Linked DNA regions of Homo sapiens: region 2 is linked to region 1. A link is an interaction called in ENCODE POLR2A ChIA-PET data of the cell type or tissue named here. Cell type or tissue: OCI-LY7. All regions are shown on one strand. Each heading gives the region's core, and the rest is flanking DNA. Links, peaks and the distances in the headings are about the cores only.

What was found. ChIA-PET counts read pairs that join two places held together with the same protein. Peaks named below come from ENCODE experiments on the same cell type or tissue, not always from the same donor. Only the 100,000 strongest peaks of a DNase experiment are listed, where the experiment ranks them.
Region 2: POLR2A ChIA-PET joins it to region 1 with 5 read pairs; 3 of 35 experiments call an interaction of 5 or more read pairs at or near these places.

Annotation. Positions count from the first base shown.
Region 1 is chr18:62,631,353-62,634,270 of GRCh38, reverse strand. No RefSeq gene overlaps it. Among named protein-coding and RNA genes, the nearest start is that of PHLPP1, 83 kb to the left of the region's middle. In OCI-LY7, for the core only: no CTCF peak of the experiment used is centred there; no DNase peak of the experiment used is centred there.
Region 2 is chr18:62,527,405-62,530,322 of GRCh38, reverse strand. The region is part of intron 1 of ZCCHC2 (zinc finger CCHC-type containing 2); the gene reads right to left. Among named protein-coding and RNA genes, the nearest start is that of ZCCHC2, 5.8 kb to the right of the region's middle. In OCI-LY7, for the core only: a CTCF peak has its summit at 1,744; no DNase peak of the experiment used is centred there; H3K4me3 peaks cover 1,821 bases; H3K27ac peaks cover 534 bases.

The DNA.
Region 1 (2,918 bases), core at 323-2,822:
CAAAACAGGTACATTTATTGTGTCAAGGTACATTTGTGAGTACAAGGAAGAGTCACGTCCAGGAGAGGACAGGCTGAAGAGGAGCTTCAACCAATAGATGGGGCTCTGCTGGGGCCACTAGGATGTCAGCAGGGAAGCCTCGGAGCGCCACAGCAGCGTAGAAGGCCTCGGGCTGCAGAATTCAGCAGGACTAGGGGCTAAATGTGTGATGAAGTTGGAAAGGCGAACACAACAGCAATTGAAGTGGATTCCAAGAATAAAAAATGATTCGCCAGAAATACGCCAGGACACAGGCAGCTAAAGCCAACAAAGGGGTGGATTCCCAAGATGGGGACCTGAGAATCCAAAGGGATCGAAAAATCAAACATAGCCAGGCACGGTGGCTCATGCCTATAATTCCCACACTTTGGGAGGCCAAGGAGAATAGATCACTTGTGCTCAGGAGTTCGAGGCCAGCCTGGGCAGCATGGCAAGACCACATCTCTACAAAACACAACAATTAGCCAGGCGTGGTGATGTATACCTGTAGTCACAGGTACTCGGGAGGCTACGGTGGGAGGATCACTTGAGCCTGGGAGGTTGAGGCTGCAGTGAGCCATGATTACGCTACTGCACTGGAGCCTGGGTGACAGAGTGAGACTTTGCCACAAAAATAATAATAATAAAACAGAAAAACCAAACATCAAATAATGCAAAGACACATGGGCTTGGGGCAATTCGTGGCTTTACGGGGTGAGGTGCAATGTCAGAAAGAGGCGCAGGCACTGGGGTTCTTTAGTCTGGAGAAGAGGTGGTAGCTGTTACCTAAATCATAAGCTCCTGGAAGGCAGAGAATACAGATCTGATGTCTTGATTAGTAGGTAATAAATGGATATTGGTTGAATGATTGCTTACTTAAGTAAGCCCTTCAAGGGGAGATTCTCTTAATTGCTGCCTCATACCTCAGAATGGCTTTGATTTTCTCATTTCTCTTTTTTGCCCTGGCAGCTGTTATTGCCTCAGCAAGCTAAAGCTGTTGCTATTTCAGCATCATTGCTAAGAAGGGCATTGAAGCATCTTTATGTCAGGCTGAGCTCACTCATCCAGATTAATTCCCTAGATGTCCAGCATAATTTCTGGTAAAGTCACCTTTTGGTCTGAACAAAAAGCAGATAACTCACTTTATCTGTGAGTTTTTTATCTTGTTGACAAACCAAAATTCTTATCCATTTCAATTTCTGTGGCAATTTAAGAAATTGCTAGCAGAAGAAATGTGGACTTTGGAAGGACACATTAAGCCTGCACTTTGCTCCTCGCTATCATGTGAATGCCTCAGTGTCCTGGCCATTTCTGATTCGGTTCTGGGAGGATTACAGAAACATCATGATTACTGTGCTCTCTAAGCCTCTCACTGGTTTTAAGGAGGGGGCTGATTTCCACTTTTATTTATAGAAACTTCGAGAATGATCTCCAAAGCTCAAGAGTTCAAGAAGCTATGGAGAATCTTAGTGATTGAGAGGACATTTGGGTTCATCTAAACCAGGGGTCCCCAACCCGCAGGCCATAGTCCAGTACTGGTCTGCGGCTTGTAAGAAATGGGGCCACACAGGAGTGAGTGGTAGGTGAGTGAGCACGACCACCTGAGCTCCGCCTCCTGTCAGATCAGCAGTGGCATTAGATTCTCATAGGAGCGTGAACCCTATTGTGAACTGTGCATACGAAGGATCTAGATTGCATGCTCCTTATGAGGACCTAATGCCTGATGATCTGAGGTGGATCAGTTTCATCTGGAATCCATCAACCCCAACCAACACGTCCGTGGAAAAATTATCTTCCACAAAACCAGTCCCTGGTGCCAAAAGGGTTGGGGACTGCTGATCTGAACCCCTTCTGTGTCAGAGTGTGGCTTGCCTAAGGTTCTTTGACTAAGTGGCATGTTGGTGCTTTGAACTGAGCAACTGAGAATCTACTATGTCATGCCTTCTCATCGACGGAAGTACTTGCAGTGGATCCAGATATTTAAAATGAATGCAAAAAAGGGGGATTAAAAATGCAGTAAAAATGCAGTGAAAACAAAAAAATGTAAAAATAAGGAAAAGTCCTTTTTTTATTTTTCTTTTTTGAGACAGGGTCTTGCTCTGTCACCCAGGCTGAAGTGGACTGGCACAATCACAGCTCACTGTAGCCTCAACCTCCTAGGCTCAAGCAATCCTGCCACCTCAGCCTCCTGAGGAGCTGGGACTACAGGCTCACACCAACATGTCCAGCTAATTTTTTATTTTTTCAAGACCAGCCTGGGCAACATAGCAAGACCCCATGTTGCCCAAGCTGATCTTGAACTCCTGAGTTCAAGCAATCTGTCTGCCTCGGCTTCCCAAAGTGCTGGGCTTACAGGTGTGAGCCACCACGCCAGGCGTGAAAAAAAGTCTTAAACAACAACAAGAAAATAATGCATATAGTATTTGCTCTCTAGACCAGGTAATCATTCTGCTAAACATGCTGCTGTGTCCAAAAGACAAAGCCTTCTCAAACTGTCGAAACGTGTTTCTCAAAAGGTTCATTATATTCTTTCTTCTCTGCAAAAATGACAAGCAGTTACCATCTTTTTCTGAGCAAATATTGACAACCCCTAGCACCCAACACTATGAAAATTCAGGTATATTAAGTTTAACCCATCATCTGTCTCAGTTTTTGTCCCCTAAAACAAAGGAAAATTATAGGCACAGTGCTAACAATGGAAATGTGAGTTTTTTCCTCCTTTGGTCTTTTTGTTGCTAGGGTGTAAGCCCATGTGTGTTGTAAAACTCTCTCCCATCTGGCTGGTTCTTGAAACTTCTCTGGGTCGCAGTTCTTACAGTTGAGCAATTAATTCTAACACTTGGGAACGGCTGAAATGAAGGAGATTTCAGAGAGAATAGCTCATGACCTTATGCCTTTGT
Region 2 (2,918 bases), core at 96-2,595, 100 kb after region 1:
TCAGGGATTTAAGTGGCCTGGCTGACAACTATCACAGCTAGTGGCAGAGTTGAAACGTAACCCTCCAAGCCTAGGGATCTACTAAACATGGCTATCATTCTTCAAGGTCTTCTCATAGCCTCTATGACACTCTTCCTGACCCCTTCTCCACACAAAAAAATTATTAAGGCAACATGTATGTATAGTACATATAAAATTATCCCCCAATACCCATGAGGAATTGGTACTAGAAACTCCCAATACCAAAATCCAAGAGTGCTCCAGTCTGGATATAAAATGGCCTAGTATTTGTGTATAACCTATGTACACTCTCCTGTATACTCTAAATAGCTCCAGATTACTTATATCTAACACAACATAGATGCTATGTAAATAGCTGTTATACTGTATTGTTTTGGATTACAAGAAAAAAGTCTGTACGTGTTCAGTACACGTGCAATATTTTTCCCTAATATTTTTGATCCATAGTTGGTTGAATCCCCGGATGTAGAAACCATGGGTATGTATAAATAAATCACACAGACATATTTTAGTCAACTTGAGAGAAAGAATGTACTTCCTCTCCACATCCAGCACCCGCTCCCGCCTCCCACCATGGTATACATGAGACTTAGTTTCTGAGTTCTCCTTACCTGGAAAATGACTGCATAGAAAAATGTAACTGGGGAAGGAACTCAGGATTTTAATAGTTATTTCCTACTAAAATAATCACTATTTGATATATTCTAAAAAGTCTCTTCCAAATGGCTTTTATAACTGAACTGCTTTTATTCTTTGCTGTAGCCAAACCAACCTAAAATTTCCCATGAAAGACATAGCTGTTTCTGGCCCCCATTCTCAGTATGTAAGATGCTGTGCCCACTTCTCTACCACCACCATCCACACAAGGCTGAGCTTTCACCTGCAACAGCTAATATTTATTGAAGACCATGAACCAGACACTATGCTACAAGTTAAGGACTCCTTCACTGAACCCTAACACTCCCAGAGTGGCGGGAGGGAAGCCTCAGTCAGCACCCACTGCCCCAACAACACTATTCACTTTAAAATATCAAATAACCCAGCAGCAGGGGTCAGTTAAATAAAGGTATTTATTAATATTACCAGTGAGCATTAGAACTGGTCATTTTTAAAAAGCATCTTTTTTTTTTTTTTTTTTTTTTGAGACGTTGTCTCACTCTGTCACCCAGGCTGGAGTGCAGTGGCGTGATCTCGGCTGACTACAACCTCCGCTTCTCTGGTTCAAGCAATTCTCTTGTCTCAGCCTCCTGTGCAGCTGGCACTACAGGCGCCTGCCACCACGCCCAGCTAATTTTTATATTTTTAGTAGAGATAGGGTTTCACCTCGTTGGTCAGGCTGGTCTCTAACTCCTGACCTCAGGTGATCCACCTGCCTTGGCTTTCAAAGTGCTGGAATTACAGGCGTGAGCCACTGCGCCTGGCCAAAAAATCATCTTTTTTAGTGCCTGCTATAATAACTGAAATTCTGACAATCAACCTTTTCCTTCTCATTTTAAGTCAGTTACTCTCTCACTAGGATTCTGGCTGCCACATCCACATTCAAGTTATCTTGAAGTAGCATCGTTGATGTTAAAACTCTTTTAAAAGTTTTCTTCCAGTATGTTTCCTATATTGCGAAGTTAATCAAAGTACTTGGTCTATCAAGTACAATTTAGCTAACTAAACTACGCTATGAAAAAGTAACAAGGTTTTTTTTTTTTTTCCCGAGACAGTCTCACTCTGTCGCCCAGGCTAGAGTGCAGTGGCGCCACCTCGGCTCACTGCAACCTCTGCCTCCCAGGTTCAAGCGATTCTCCTGCCTCAGCCTCCAGAGTAGCTGGGACTACAGGCATGTGCCACCATGCCCGGCTAACTTTTTTTGTATTTTTCTTAATAGAGATGGGGTTTCACCATACTGGCCAGGCTGGTCTCGAACTCCTGACCTCGTGATCCGCCCACCTCGGCCTCCCGAAGTGCTGGGATTACAGGCGTGAGCCACCGCACCTGGCCGCAAGGTTTTCTTTTTAATTCACTACTTTTAGTAAGTGAAGGACTCATGGCTACTTGATTTTTGTGAATTCAAATGATGAACTCAAATATGTTTTGTGAGTTCAAATAACACAAAGACATAGGATAATTTTGTGCCTTAGTATCGAAAGTTTACATTTTTATCTTTCATTCAAACATTAGTACTGTTAGTCAAGCAATTAAGCTTTGAAGATCTTGGTGACACAATCTCCAGAGAATCGTCATACCATATTAATCAATAACCACTACTATGATCGTCTACATATTTTATGCTTCTTATACCTTTGTGTCGCTAGTTGGGGACTAAACCTCCAAAATGAGAATACCCATTTTCCCGAACAGTTAACGAATGTCTTTAAGTATGCAAACATTGCTTGCATGTCTTGCTTCCTGTCTTTTCAATGAAACAGCAACAAAACTAGTACCTTTTAAAATACATAGGCATTTTTTTGTTGCTAACACACAATTTATAGTTTGGCTTCCTAATAATAGGAAGACACCCATTTTAAAAACCAAGCGTTTTCAGCTATGCTATATAAGCAGTCTGTAACTTCCTAACACAGGATTGTAACAATCACACAGAGTTCCTAGGACACTCACAGTAGTGAGTGACTTCACTACTGCTCCCTGGCCTCTTTGCTGAATTTTGTACAAGTTACTGGCAGTCCACCGCAGTTGTGTGAGGAATGTGAGATTTATGTACAAGCCTCCTAAAAAAACTGCTGACATTTAAGTTGTAATCCAATGTAATATTTACCATAAAGTCATCCAAATAATAGAAAAACTCTAGAAATGTTACTCTTAAAAGTAAAAACATCCTTGTTGAGCTTTCCTGTATTTCCAATGTAGCCTAAAAAGTATATATTCTACCGGCAACCTGTGTACGTGTT